Linked DNA regions of Homo sapiens: regions 1, 3, 4 and 5 are each linked to region 2. Evidence: chromatin contacts called from ENCODE Hi-C or POLR2A ChIA-PET data. All regions are on one chromosome and are shown on one strand. The core of a region is the stretch at or near the end of the contact, and the rest is flanking DNA. Distances in the headings are between cores, read along the strand shown. Region 1 holds the start of MEIG1 (meiosis/spermiogenesis associated 1). Region 2 holds the start of PTER (phosphotriesterase related). Region 3 holds the start of SUV39H2-DT (SUV39H2 divergent transcript). Region 4 holds the start of NMT2 (N-myristoyltransferase 2). Region 5 holds the start of RPP38 (ribonuclease P/MRP subunit p38).

Region 1 (2,700 bases), core at 13-2,512, 1.5 Mb before region 2:
CCACATCTACTAAAAGACATGAAGAAGGAGCAGGGTTTTTGTTTTTGTTTTGGCAGGGAGGTGTTTGGGGAGGTTGTTTTGTACAATCAAGTGGATGTTGAATATACATTGATATACAAATCTAAAGTTCAGAGAAAGACCGGGCTGAAGAGAGAAATTTGGGAGTTGTAAGTAAATAGTTTTTTGTTTTTAGTTTTACTAAGTATTGCCTTTGTTTTAGTATGACTCGTTTATTTAGAAGTTTATATAATTTAATTTGTGATATGTCTTGTGTTTTTGTTTTGTTTGGGGCAGGTGCCCGAGGCCCTTGTCATCTTCATTGACTCCAGCTCATGGCTTGTATTTAACAACGAGCTCAGAAAAATTCCTAAAAATTTAATTACTGAGTCTCCAGAGCTCTAATGAGCTGGCTCCAGCACACAATTGCTCCTTTCTTTCATTCAACAATTTGACAAGTCCTGATGGCTCTACATTCAAAACATGTAAATTGGCCGGGCGCGGTGGCTCACGCCTGTAATCCCAGCTCTTTGGGAGGCCGAGGCGGGTGGATGACGAGGTCAGGAGATCGAGATCATCCTGGCTAACACGGTGAAACCCCGTCTCTACTAAAAATACAAAAAATTAGCCAGGCGTGGTGGTGGGTGCCTGTAGTCCCAGCTACTCGGGAGGCTGAGGCAGGAGAATGGCGTGAACCCGGGAGGCGGAGCTTGCAGTGAGCCGAGATAGCACCACTGCACTCCAGCCTGGGCGACGGAGCGAGACTCCGTCTAAAAAAAAACAAAAACAAAAAAACAAAAAACCGTATATCTTGAATCTGATCACTTTTCGCTTAGATAGTACTGTAATATAGTAATAGATAATGCTAGAAAAAATAATTAAAGCTATAGATATCATCTATTGTAGGTTTACTGATTGTCAGGCACTATGGCGACTCTCTGGAATGGTTCATTCCTCGCAAATGAATAGATAGGAGATATCTACTATCAGGAACTACAAACACAGTCTCCGTGCTGTGATCCGCTTTCACAGGGAATTTTGTCTGGGATTCAAGTAGCGGCAAGTAACCCTTTTTCGCCCTCCATCTCTGCTCAGGGGTGAGCCCTGGCAGCGCTCCTACCTGGGACCTACATTGGCTTAGTAAGATGGGCCGGCGCCCACCCCAGCCCTCGCGCATGCGCATAAAAGCCCACTCCCGGGGGCGGGGCCTGAGCTAGCTGGGCGGGGCCTGAAGGAGCCGGGAGCTCCTGCAGCTTCATCGCGTTACTAAGAGACGCGAGGGTCGCGAAGGGCACAACACTTGGCCTCTCGCTGGCCCTGCTCGCGGATCCCGAGTAGAGAACGCAAGCACCCACGCCCGCCTGCAAGCTCCCGGGCGCCCCCGGCCTCTCCTGCTCGGCGGAACGAGGATAACCCAGTAGAGCCGGACCCAGGGGTGGGTGGATGCGTCGCTGGAGGCGAGGGCCCTGCCCGCCAACCCCTGCGCCCCGGCCGTAGCCCCACCCCGGAAGTTCTTGCCCCGCCTTCTCGGCTCCGCAGTTCTCTGCTGTCTCCTGAGGTTTGCCAGGGAGATCCCGTGGTTTTCATGTCTCTTCCGTGATTTTTAGGGAAGAGGGTCACTATTTGGCCCTTCCAGAATCTCAGGGTCCGGTTCTCCCGGAAGTTTCCGGGCCGCCCCGGACCCCATTGGCTTTAGGGGCCGCGTCTCCGAGGGCTCCGATTTGGGCCCTAGATTTTGGAATACTGTGTTTTGTCCGTCCCAGCCTTCACCAGGCGGATTTCATCTCCCACACAGTTAGTGATTTATGGCAGAAAGGAAGCTGGAGGGATGGGGACTGCAGGTTAGCTGTGAGGGCCGGAAGGGAGCGGTTTTGTGCTGCACACAGGCAGGTCAGCACTCCCAGAGCAGGGACCGCCGGGCGTGCTTTCGGAACCGCTTTTGTCTTTCAAATGAACGCCCAGCGACAGCAGACGGGAGTTCCAGGACCTTAGAGACCGGCTAATGCTTCTCTTTAAGTTAGGAAACAGGCGCAGGCGTGTTCATGGCCTTGCCTAAGGTTACGTGCTGGTTACAGGGCTCCTCCTGCTGCCTCTTAAGAACAGAAATAATCTAATAGGAGGAATAAAAGGGACTATTAGGGAGGCTAATGCTCTTGAAGTTTTAATACTACTAAAAGTAAAAGCGCTTTTCAGAGTGAAAGGGAAGTGAAAAGGGAATTTGGGTGGCTGGCTACATCAGAAGCTTCTGTTCCAACTTTAGATTGTCAGGGAGTTGAGATGGTGTTTTTTGTTTTTATTTTTGTTTTAGTTTTTTGAGACGGAGTCTCGCTCTGTAGCCCAGGCTGGAGTGCAGTGGCGGGATCTCGGCTCACTGCAAGCTCCGCCTCCCGGGTTCACGCCATTCTCCTGCCTCAGCCTCCCGAGTAGCTGGGACCACAGGTGCCCGCCACGATGCCCGGCTAATTTTTTGTATTTTTAGTAGAGACGGGGTTTCACTTTGTTGGCCAGGATGGTCTCGATCTCCTGACCTCGTGATCCACCCGCCTCGGTCTCCCAAAGTGCTGGGATTATAGGAGTGAGCCACCGCGCCGAGATGGTGTGTTTTTAAAATAACGTGCCCGAGGCCGGGCGTGGTGGCTCACCCCTGTAATCCCAGCACTTTGGGAGGCTGAGGCAGGCGGATCACCTGAGGTCGGGAATTCG
Region 2 (2,700 bases), core at 61-2,560:
CTTAGAAGCAGCTCTCTCTAACCTCATGTCCTCCTGCCTCTGGCCCCTCATTCTAGAAACTGGAATCCCTCTTCCCCAAGGTGATTCACAGAAGCCAGAACCCCTCATCCCCAAAGCCAAGCATAAAACCTAAAAGTTTGACTCTGCGTGTCCCCTGCCTTTCTGTGTCAAAACTGGCGGTAAAGAAATTCTCTGCCCTGCTTTGTTTGACTGTAGGTCATAAGACCCCCATTCCAGAAAGGATCCTGCTCTATACCCAGAAGGAAGGAACACTGCACAGAAAAGCCAAAAAGAATCTAAACAGACAGGGCTTGCTCACTTAGTCTATTGGCATTAGCTCAGACCCTTTTTATGCCATCGTAGTATCTCTTAGGTTGGTGCAGAAGTAATTGCGGTTTTTGCCATTAAAAACCGCAATTACTTTTGCACCAGCTGAATACATGGCGGTCCATACTTTATTGAACCTAAGCGAAAAAATGGACCGTTTCCCCTGCATCTTTGGGTTTTCATTCTGAAGGCTCCCGGATCACATAAAGTTACGATCTAGTATATTTGTATGCCTTTTCTACTGTGAAACTGTCTTTTGTCAGTTGATTTTCAGCAAACTTTCAGAGGACGAAGGAGAGGTTTGCCCTTGGCCCCCTACAATACCTAAAGGTATGACTCTTTACTGTGGCAGCTGCTCCAAGCATCATGTTTTGCCAACAGACTCACACATACTAAGTTTATTTCAGTCACAGCAAGTACCAGGGCCAGTTCAAGTGCTCTAGCACGGCACTCTAATTCTAAAGAGAAGGAAACGCGGCACCGGGGCAGGAAACAGTGACAAGTGGGAACACAAAAACCAAAGTTCTCCGTATGCAGCATGAGGATCCAGAACCCACTGTGACATCAAATTGCCAGAGCACCACCTCCGATTTATTCTTGGGGAAAACCAAAAGAGCTACGGAATGCTCCCTTGTTCCAGACTGTTCTATGGAGAACTGGGATCTGGGGAAAATGCAACAGTTTCTTTCCGTTTGGGGATCTAGCCCCGAATTTTTTTCATTCAGCCAAACTACCGACAGTCAGACAGCGCCTGCAGGAGGGTGTGGCCAGGCAAAAACGCGGGGAACGGCCCCGGACCAGGGTGGGGCGTGGCAAGGGTTTGAAGGGCGTGTCCTACGAAGAGGTAGGGCTTGGCAAGGACCCACGGGGCGTGTCCTAGGACTCGGTGAGGGCGTGACCTCGGGCCAGGGGCGGGGAGAGAACCAGAGGGCGAAGTGGGAGGGCACAGGGGAGACTAAAAAGGCCAGGGAAGTTGGCCTGCCGGAAGTTCCCAGGGAGAAGGCAGCGCGTTGTACCCGAGGTAAGGCTTCTTGGAGTCAGAGCAGGAGCCGGAACTGTGGGCCCAGTAGGAAGAGTGGGGCCCGACGGCGGAGGCCGCGCGGCCAGGGTTCGCTGCAGAGCTCCACGCGAGGGTCCTGCCGGAAGGAAGGATTTTCTAGCCGCTGCGCTTGGGCCCTGCCGCCTCTCCTTAAGTGCTTGAGGGACGTTGCAAAGAGCGCCAGTCCCGTGTGGCGCCAGCTCCCTGTGGCTCGACAGCAATGCCCGGGGGCGTCATCGGGTAGCTGTGCTAAGCCTCCTTTAATAAGCTTTTTTTTTTTTTTTTTTTTAGATTCAGGGTCTGGCTCTGCTTCCCAGGCTAGAGTGCATTTGGCGCGATCACAGCTCACTGCAGCCTCGACCTCCTGAGCTCAAGCGAACTTCCTGCCTCAGCCTCCTGAGCTTCCTGAGTAGCTGCGACTACAGGCACGTGCCACCATGTCCGGTTATTTTTGTATTTTTTGTAGAGAGTGTCTCGCCATGTTGCCCAGGCTGGTTTCGAACTCCTGGGCTCAATCAGTCTGCTGCCTCGGCCTCCCAAAGTGCTGGCATTACAGGTCTATATTTTTTGACAGTTTATAAAAGCCAATTACCAGCGGTCATATGTCTGAGTCCTGTGCACTCTTGCTTAATCCACTCTGCAGCCCTGTGAAGGATTCTAGTGATAACGACAAAGCTAAGGTACAGAAAAATTAGGCCACACTGCTGGAAAGTTTAGAGATGGAAACAAAGTTTAGAGGTGGAGTCTTTCTGACTCCACAGCCAGTGTGCTGTTACTCTCTTAGACTACCTCATTCTTTGTACATCCCAAGTCAACAGGAACTAAAGGTATACCCTTACATAGGCAGTAAGAGGGGTTGCTGATTTAAAGAACTTTGGACCCAGAAAGAGTAGAGCCCTATTCTAGTTCTGGTTCCAGCTCAGTGACTTTCTACAAGTTGGTTTTCTTTTGCTTTTTTTAAAGACAGAGTCTCGCCCTTGCCCAGGCTGGAGTGCAGTGGTGCGATCTCGGCTCACTGCAACCTCCGCCTCCCGGGATCAAGCGATTCTCTTGCCTCAGCCTTCTGAGTGGCTGGGACTACAGGCGCGCTCCACCACACACAGCTAATTTTTGTATTTTTAGTAGAGACGGGGTTTCACCATACTGGCCAGGCTGATCTCGAACTCCTGACCTTGTGATTCACCCACCTCGGCCTCCTAAAGTGCTGGGATTACAGGCGTAAGCCACCGCGCCCGGCCTCTTGCTTTTTAAGACTAGGTCTCATTATTTCACCAAAGCTGGAGTGCAGTGGTGCTATCACAGCTCACTGCAACCTTCACTTCCCCCGTTCAAGT
Region 3 (2,700 bases), core at 201-2,700, 1.6 Mb before region 2:
AGGACGGGAGGCTGTATCCAAGTCTGAAGGCATAATCCTAGATAGACTAAGCCTTAAAGGGCCTGGATGCTCTTCCAGGTGACAGGGTTGGACAGGGCCTTTTATTCCTTATCTCAAGGTAATGAGATATGGAATACAAAATTTACTAAGGACTCAAATCTTAGAAACATGTCTGAGAAATGCAGTTGCATTGAAACACACACGGACTGCAGAACAGTATTTGTATTATGATGCCGTTTGTAGCTAAATAAAGTCTGGGAGCATGAGTGTGTGTGAGGAAGTGGTGTTTCCCATCGTAGAAAATGATTAAATATTTAAAAACGAGAAGTTAAAAAGAAAATCACTCCGAAAAGGCTATTTCGTTATTTTCCTATACATTTTTTTCTTCCATAGTTAAAACTATATTTCAGGGGGATTTGTTTTGGTTTTGCTGAATACTAAAAGCTTCATGAACACCTTTTTAAGACGGCTAGACAGTATTTCATAATGGAATCAAATAATTAACTATTCCTTTAATGGTCTGCGTTCATTTCCAGTATTTCAAATTTATACATACTGCTTTGAAACGTTTATGTAATTTTTTACATGAATTTTTTAAGGAGATATCAAATGGCCTTCTGCCAGTTTTCGTTATTTGCTCTAAGATTTCTGCTTTAGGTTGTTTAGAACAATCATGGATGCAGCGTCAAGAATGGGTGGGGGAGGGGGGTGGAGACCAGGTGGGAGGCCCCTGGAGTCGTCCTGCAGCTTCCTTACTAACGTGTCCTTCTCCTCCCGGCCCCCACCCGCCACCAGGCCGAGCTCAGGAGCTTGGCAACAACATGGGAGGGGAGCTCGGGTCCCCTTACAGACCTACCCAATCCCAATTTACATTAAAGTTGAGCCCAGGAGGTCTAGTCTGCAGTGAGCCGTAATCGCGCCACTGCACTCCAGCCTGGGTGACAGAGTGAGACCTCATCTCTTAAAAAATTCCAAGTCCAGCTCCCCCACCCCCGACGATTCGTAAGCCCCTTTAAGTGAGAAGCACTGATGTGGACCGGTGGTTTCCGCTGTGCCGCACATTAGGATCAGCTGGGAGCTGGATAGCACAGGCCACACCCCACACCAACCAGTCGGAATCCCGGCGACTGCCCCAAGCCAGCGGAACCTCTCCAGCCATGCCCACGTGCAGCCGCTTCCGAAGCCCGGAGCTCTAGAGGGAGCGGTGTCGGGGGGAGACTAACCATGGCCCACGGGGCTGCGGTAGCTGCGGAACCGTACCCGACAGGCAGCGTCCCCGGCTCCCTAGGTCCCCGCTGCCCGTGTCGGATCTCGCAGTGTGCGAGTGCTGCCGAAGTAAGACGTCTCCAAAGCGCAAAGTCCTGGCCGACGTCTTCCCGAGTGAAGGCGCCAAACGGGCCTGGCGAAGGGAAGGGGGCGCCGGACACTGCCGAGGATCCGGGAGCACGCGCGCTCGCCCCGCCCCGCTCCTCGCGCTTGGGGCCGGGCCTAGCTTTGGGGCGCAGGCGCGCTGGCCGCCGCGGCGGGGGGTCGGCCGCCAGTGACGTCAGGACGCCGTGCGGGTTCCGTCCCCCAACAAGCCCCGGCCCCCAAGTCCCGCGCGGGCCGGCCAGGGGCGGGGCGTCGGGCCAGCTGAGCTATCCCGTCAGACCGCGCCAGTTTGAATGAAAGCTCTACAAGATGGCGGCGGTCGGGGCCGAGGCGCGAGGAGGTGAGGCTGGAGCGCGGCCCCCTCGCCTTCCCTGTTCCCAGGCAAGCTCCCAAGGCCCGGGCGGCGGGGCCGTCCCGCGGGCCAGCCAGATGGCGACGTGGCGGTTCCCCGCCCGCCGCGACCCCAACTCCGGGACGCACGCTGCGGACGCCTATCCTCCCCCAGGCCGCTGACCCGCCTCCCTGCCCGGCCGGCTCCCGCCGCGGAGGTGGGCACTGTCCGAGCCTGGGGCACTTCGGAAGTGGAGCGTGGCCTCTCCGCCCGCTCGGCCCGGCCCCCTCCGCGTCTCCCGTGGCGGCCTCGGGCTTCGAGGCCGCTCCCCGGCAGTCCCCGGTTGGAGGTCCGGGGGGCACGGCTGCGACTGGCTCCTTTGTGGTGGTTCGAGCGCGGCGTGCGGCATGCGCCCGGGCCTTTGAAGTGGGAGGCGGGAAGCGACGCCCGCCGGCGTGAACATGACCTTAATATCAGAGGGGGAGAGTAAATCGGGGCGCCTGTGTGCTAAGAAAGGGGATAAGCGAGGAATCCCCCCCAAGGCGGACACGCTAGGAGGTTGAGTGCCTCGTTGGAGAATCGCCCAGAAAGTGGGTATTTGAGGTTGCAGCCTCTGGCTTACGGTAACTCTTTCACCCACCGGGAGCTTGGTGTTATTTCTGTGGACGCTGGGGAATTGGGCACCGGGGAACTGGGCACCGAGCGCGCGTGGGTGTGGGCGTCGGGGGGTGTTGGTGTCGCGCACGCTTTGAGAGCCTGGAACTTTTCCGTGCGTTCCGGAATGTAAAGGTGTTTTCAAGCTCGTCTCCTCTCCGCTGGGATTATGACCTCATTATCCCTGAATTTTTCTCCTTGGAGAATGTCAGGGGTTACTGTGAACCAGCGGAAGGTGTTTGTGGTGGTCATGAACTATTTAATTTTGTCAGTGAAATCTTTTTCTGCATTACTGGAGACTGTCGAGAGATTGTCTTTCTTTTTTTAACCACGTGTTTGCAGTT
Region 4 (2,700 bases), core at 172-2,671, 1.3 Mb before region 2:
AGATGCACATAGTCAGCTTTTCTTTTTCTTCATTTGTTAATATTTTATAATGAATTAGAGGTCAGTCAAAAGTCCCTTTCTATAATAAATCTTAAAGTAGACAAGTAGAATGCAAATGATTTACACTTTCAATGATCAATCATTTCAAGAATCTCTCTACGAACTGAGTAAACCATCTGTGACTCAGGCCTCCCTATCATGTTTTTTAAGCTGACCCACTTCTCCATCACTCACCATGGTTCGAAAAATCTCACTTCTAAGGGTGTAGCAAGAACCGCTCTGTGCCAGCGCATAGTTTGAATCCAATAGGGTAAAAGGGTAATGTAAACAGCACTTTAAAAGGACACCAGTTTTTATTTAAAATGACCCACTGCCTCTAAAAAGAGAGCATCAACACCGGCCTTCACCTGAAGCAATCCTTTTCTCCAACAGAAGAGCAAATCAAGTCTGCAGGGTTCGGGGGCAAAGGGAAAGGATTAAGAAATCCGATCAAGTGTGAAAATGCGTGGTGCATCGAGTTTTGGAGATCAAATACCAGCTTTGCAAACAGGATACGGCCAGGTCAGCGGGAGCCCGGTTCAGGGGATCGGCCCTGCTCTGAAGAGCTCTAGGGACAGGCGAGGCGGTGCAAAGCCCAGTATCCCCAGCAGGGGCCGGGCCCGGGACCCCCTCGGCGCCAGAACTTTGCGCAGTTCGCCGCCTGCGGCCCCGACACCATCGGGGCACCTCCACGCCGCTCCACCCACGTCTTTGCCCATTCTTTTCGGGTGGCGGCTGCGGAGAGGGAGTCTGAAGGGACTTAACAAGGATGGCAGGGAGCAGAGGAGGGCGACCTCCTACCCCAGGCTGCGGCCGCCACAAAGGGAAGGGCGTAGCGCCTCTCCTCGGCGCCCACCGGAGCCACCCGCGGGCGAGGGCAACAGGCGCCTCCTGGGCCAGGCCGCCGGCGGGGATGGGCGAGGCTGGCCGGGGGCGCGCGGCAAGTGACAGTAGCGTCTCCCCGCCCGGGCCCCAGCCTCCCCGCCCACCCCGGGCCTCGCCTCCCCGCGCACTGCACTCTCCCGCGAGCCGCGCGCCCCGGACCTCACCATGGGCTCCGCGCCACGGAGAAGCCATCGCGGGGCGGAGCGGCCGAAGAACCCCCAGTCCTGGGAGCCACCCCCGAACGGGAGACCGTGGCGCGCGCGGTCCCCGCCCTGTCGCGCCCGGTGCGCCAGCGCGCCGCCCCTACCCTTTGGCGTGCTCCGTCTCCTCCTCATTGTCCCCGTCTATCCCGCACGTGTCCTGGTCGTCCAGTTCCAGGCTCTGCTGGCTGGCCGCAGACTCGCTGTCCTCCGCCATCGCGGCGGCGCTGGCTGGGGAGGCGGTGCTCGGGGCCGGGCCGGAGCGGCCGCAGCTCCCTCTAGTGCCTCCCGCCGTACTGCTTGGAGTCGGAGCCCGGGCGCTACGCCCCGCCCCGCCCCGCCCGCGCCCCGTCCCGCCCTCCGTCCCGCCCCCTCCCCGCCCTCCGTCCCGCCCCGCCCTCCATCCCCGCCCCTCACCGTCCGCGCCCAGCCCGCCGGCCCCGCCCTGCCCGCCGGCCCCGCCCTGCCCCACGGGCTTGAACCCCGCCCACCTCTTCGTCCCTCCCCACCAAGCCCCGCCTCTCCCCGTCCCGCCGGCTTCAATCCAGCTCTCTAACCCCGCCCGCCTCTGAGACCCCTCCCCTCCAGCCCCGCCTTTCCCCACCCTGCCGGCTTCAAACCCGCCCTCTAACCCCGCCCACCGCCGCAGCCCCTCCCAGATGGCCCCGCCCCTCCCCGCCCCGCCAGCTCCAACCCTGCTCACCCTGGCCAGCCCTGCACAGGGCCGAGTCCTGTACATCCAGGCCTGCGCGGTGCCTCTGCCTGGGGCTCGGCTCTCAAAGCTGCAAACGTGCAGACTTGACATCCTGAGTGGCGGCATTTTTGGAACACAGGCCATGCGATTTTACTTCTGGACGAATTAGGGAGCGCTCCCAGCCCGTGCAGGGGTTTTTCCCACTCAGGAGTAGGCACTCAGGGATGGGGCTTTCCAGAAACTCTTCCCGCCCCTCCACATACATGTTAACAATTCCATTTCGCATCTATCTATCCATCTAATACATTATAAAATCAAATTCAAAGTCAAAAACAGTATTTCCAGCCCTCCACCGCCCTGTCCCAACCAGGCTTGCAGCACTAAAACTCTTGACAGAAATTTTTGAGCTACCCCTGCTTTCCCTGGACACTACTACGGACGGCTCAGACCAGAACAGACATCTTGAGGGACTTGGGGACGTGTCCACGATGCTGGGGGATTGGACAGTTTCAGGTAGGCTACCCTGGCTTTCCCAAAGTCAAGGTCATGACCTAGATTTCCAAGCAAACGTGCACGGCCTTCTGTGCTGAAATTGTCCGCTGTCTCTCTCAGAAGAGGGAAGGGAGGCATTCTGTAGTACTGCCAAATAGAAGACCGGTGAAGTTCAGCCTCTCTTATTTGCTACTGCATTCTGTACAGAGCAGTCCTGTCCTTTGCTTTGCTGAGATGATCTTGTTCAAATGTGCTGCTAGGCCACCGGAAGTCTCCGCAGTGGTTTTGCAAAGATAATCATCAGAACCCGCTCAGTGAGGAAAATGAGACTTTAAAGAGCCACCTGAATTTTTTGGTGTGGGTCCTTTTTTTGCAGAAGATACTAGGAGC
Region 5 (2,700 bases), core at 103-2,602, 1.3 Mb before region 2:
TACTTAAACATGAAAATTGAAATCATAGAGGCTGGGCACAGTAGCTCATGCCTGTAATCCCAGCACTTTGGAAGGCCGAGGTGGGCGGATCACCTGAGGTCAGGAGTTCGAGACCAGCCTGACTAACATGGTGAAACACCGTCTGTACTAAAAATACAAAAATTAGCTGGGCTGGTGGCCCGTGCCTGTAACCCCAGCTACTCCGGAGGCTGAGGCAGGAGAATCACCTGAACCTGTGAGGCGCTGGCTGGAGTGAGCCAGGTTCGCGCCATTGCACTCCAGCCTGGGCAACAAGGGCAAAACTCTGTCTCAACAACAATAATAATAATAAATAAAAGAAAGAAATCACAGAAACTATACCAGAAAATAGGATACAAAACCAACAGTGAGGAGATTGAGAAAAGGAGGCAGATACGTAAAGAGGAAAAGGAAGGGGGCCCAAGTAAGGCCGGAAAAAGCGGGGAGAAGGAGGAGGCTCATTAGGTCAGAAGCAACCTGCCGTCTTCTAAGTTCTGGCCAAGGGTAGATCAACAGATCCAGATTCCTGAGCTTTAAAATGTTATTCGGCCGCTTCATCACTTGTCCCCGACTTTGCAGCGACTCCGATGGTAGCCTGAGTCTCCATTGCTTGGAGCAGCCACAGTGGACACTGGACGGGATATTCTGTGCAGCTGTTGCTGAACTCAAGGCAACTCTTACTGCCTTTCTCTTTTCGGGCTCAAGATTCCCTGCATTATTGCCCATAGGCATGTGTTTTACCCCATACTCCTTCTCCCTTTTATCTTGATTTTCGCGGTGCTGGGGAGTCTGCAGGGATTCCATGGCGACGGGCTCACTGGGACAGGGGCTGGGGTTGTGCGTCCCTGAGGCAAGGCAAATACAGAAAAGCGAATAGAGACAGAGGGCTAAGATTCCAAAGCACTGAAAGGTAGAAACTGGGTTAGAAGAGAGAGGGGAGCACAAACGCCCGGAGAGAGCGAGCCCTCGGGATACCATTGGCTATAGGCTGGCCTCCGAACAACTGGACGGTCCAAGTCCTGAGCGTCTGGTTACCCGGGCAACCGCATGGTCTCGCGATACATACCTCGCGCCTGCGCACTGCCCCTGTAGCGGGGGTGGGGGGACCCGGTCCGGAGACTCCACCCCGGGGCCTAAACTCGAGTCTAAAAGATTGGGCCTCGTTGTGTCGTTTCCGGGTCGCGCGACGCTGTGGGCCGCTTTCCCCTCTCCGGAGTGACCTAACACAGGATAACGAAACCTGCACTGCTCCGAGCGCTTCCTCCCCGGCCCGTCGCGTCTGCGAGGCGAGGCCGGGAGGCGAGGGCTCTGCGCACGCGCGGCGCAGGCGCACTGGGCGCCGGTGCTGTTGCCTTCAGGTGACCACGGATTCGCCATCGTGAGTTCCAGGTGGGCGCGCGGGGCCCACGTAGGGCAGGAGGCCAGCCCCGGGGGGATCGGGCCCGGGACTCTGCGGAATCTGGAGGCCGAAGCCCGCGCGCACGCAGGGTCTCTGCTGCTTCCCCAACGCCTGTTGCGTGGCCGCAGGACCCGCCGCCCTCCCGGTTGGGCCGCCCAGTCCCGGGCCGGGCGCGTGCACCCAGAGCTTCCGCGTTTCTAGTCCGGCTCCTCTGCTGGATTGCAGCGCCGGCTGGGCACCAGGAGTACAAAGCGAAAACCCCCGCCGGCCCTTCTGTTCTCCACGGTCTCCAAGGAGACACGGACAACAGAACAACACTTCCGTGTGCTAAATAGTAAAGCACCAAGGTACTCGATCCAGGGGCGGCGTGCAGTGGGGAGGTGAGCTTTGGGTCGGCCGTCGCCCCTCGGCTACCGGCGGGATCCAGAAACCGGGAGTCACCACCAATACCGTTCTCAACTTTACTTCCAGCTGGTCACTACTGTGTCGGGAGATTCTACCTTCTTTTCCGACTAACATGTATTTTTCTCCAGTCCTTTCTGCGGCGTCTCTAGTGCAGGCCACCGTCATTTCTAACCTGGACGACTCCAGGAGCGTCTTTGCTGCTCGGGGACTCTTCCTTTGCCCAGATCCACAAAGATCTATAACGTCTTTCTAATCACGACACCTCTGCTTTAGATGTTAAAGTTGCTTCACACTGGAACGCTTGCAAAGGTCTTCATTATCTGGTCCTTACCCACCTTTCCTAGTTTCTCACCGCTTTCTCTAGCATCTCTGCCCCAGCCACATTGAACTTATTTGAACGTGTTTTTTTTTTTTTTTTTTTTTTTGAGACATAGCAGTCGCCCAGGCTGGAGTGCAGTGGCGCGATTCCGGCTCACTGCAACCTCCGCCTGCCGGGTTCAAGCGATTCTCCTGCCTCAGCCTCCCGAGTAGCTGGGACTACAGGCGCCTGCCACCACGCCCGGCTAATTTTCGTATTTTTAGTAGAGACGGGTCACCACGTTGGTCAGGCTAGTCTCGATCTACTGACCTCAAGTGATCCGCCCGCCTGGGCTTCCCAAAGTGCTGGGATTACAGGCGTGAGCCACCTCGCCAGCCAACTTATTTCTTTTAATACTGAGATACCTTTCTTTACTCCATACTTCCTTTGGTAGGCATTGTTTAGATGTAGGTTAAGAGGTCCGGCCCGGCGCGGTGGCTCACGCCTGTAGTCCCAGCACTTTGGGAGGCCGAGGCGGGCGGATCACAAAGTCAGGAGATCGAGACCATCCTGGCCAACA

Evidence for each region. A loop is a pair of places that touch in the nucleus more often than their neighbours do. ChIA-PET counts read pairs that join two places held with the same protein, here RNA polymerase II (POLR2A). Pooled maps may share reads with other maps.
Region 1: a loop to region 2 is called in a pooled map, with 14 times the contacts of the local background. The contact joins the promoter of MEIG1 here to the promoter of PTER in region 2. A Hi-C loop is called at or near these places in 1 of 37 single-sample maps with no recorded cell type and 10 of 50 pooled maps.
Region 3: a loop to region 2 is called in a map of naive thymus-derived CD4-positive, alpha-beta T cell, with 12 times the contacts of the local background. The contact joins the promoter of SUV39H2-DT here to the promoter of PTER in region 2. A Hi-C loop is called at or near these places in 1 of 168 maps with a recorded cell type or tissue (naive thymus-derived CD4-positive, alpha-beta T cell) and 6 of 50 pooled maps. POLR2A ChIA-PET finds 5 or more read pairs at or near these places in 1 of 52 experiments (Caco-2).
Region 4: a map of CD4-positive, alpha-beta T cell shows a loop between it and region 2 (10-fold over the local background). The contact joins the promoter of NMT2 here to the promoter of PTER in region 2. A Hi-C loop is called at or near these places in 5 of 168 maps with a recorded cell type or tissue (CD4-positive, alpha-beta T cell, ascending aorta, gastrocnemius medialis and 2 more), 12 of 37 single-sample maps with no recorded cell type and 17 of 50 pooled maps. POLR2A ChIA-PET finds 5 or more read pairs at or near these places in 3 of 52 experiments (T-cell, WTC11 and activated T-cell).
Region 5: a loop to region 2 is called in a map with no recorded cell type, with 10 times the contacts of the local background. The contact joins the promoter of RPP38 here to the promoter of PTER in region 2. A Hi-C loop is called at or near these places in 2 of 37 single-sample maps with no recorded cell type and 6 of 50 pooled maps.

What each region holds. Positions count from the first base shown.
Region 1 is chr10:14,958,126-14,960,825 of GRCh38, forward strand. MEIG1 (meiosis/spermiogenesis associated 1) reads left to right here and starts at 1,263. Exons shown (of 3, transcript NM_001080836.3): 1 at 1,263-1,432. RefSeq lists a silencer at 1,486-1,535.
Region 2 is chr10:16,435,700-16,438,399 of GRCh38, forward strand. PTER (phosphotriesterase related) reads left to right here and starts at 1,311. Exons shown (of 5, transcript NM_001261836.2): 1 at 1,311-1,348. RefSeq lists a silencer at 1,186-1,235 and enhancers at 1,656-1,835, 1,856-1,905.
Region 3 is chr10:14,877,209-14,879,908 of GRCh38, forward strand. It overlaps SUV39H2-DT (SUV39H2 divergent transcript), which reads right to left and starts at 1,451. Exons shown (of 1, transcript NR_186426.1): 1 at 1-1,451. It overlaps SUV39H2 (SUV39H2 histone lysine methyltransferase), which reads left to right and starts at 1,658. Exons shown (of 6, transcript NM_001193424.2): 1 at 1,658-1,711. The coding sequence starts at 1,681. RefSeq lists a silencer at 1,392-2,131.
Region 4 is chr10:15,167,272-15,169,971 of GRCh38, forward strand. It overlaps NMT2 (N-myristoyltransferase 2), which reads right to left and starts at 1,422. Exons shown (of 12, transcript NM_004808.3): 1 at 1,232-1,422. The coding sequence starts at 1,341. RefSeq lists a silencer at 792-1,621.
Region 5 is chr10:15,096,003-15,098,702 of GRCh38, forward strand. It overlaps RPP38 (ribonuclease P/MRP subunit p38), which reads left to right and starts at 1,353. Exons shown (of 3, transcript NM_183005.5): 1 at 1,353-1,764. RPP38-DT (RPP38 divergent transcript) reads right to left here and starts at 1,317. Exons shown (of 2, transcript NR_160789.1): 1 at 1,085-1,317; 2 at 1-863. RefSeq lists enhancers at 898-1,469, 1,771-1,860, 1,921-2,060 and a silencer at 1,271-1,630.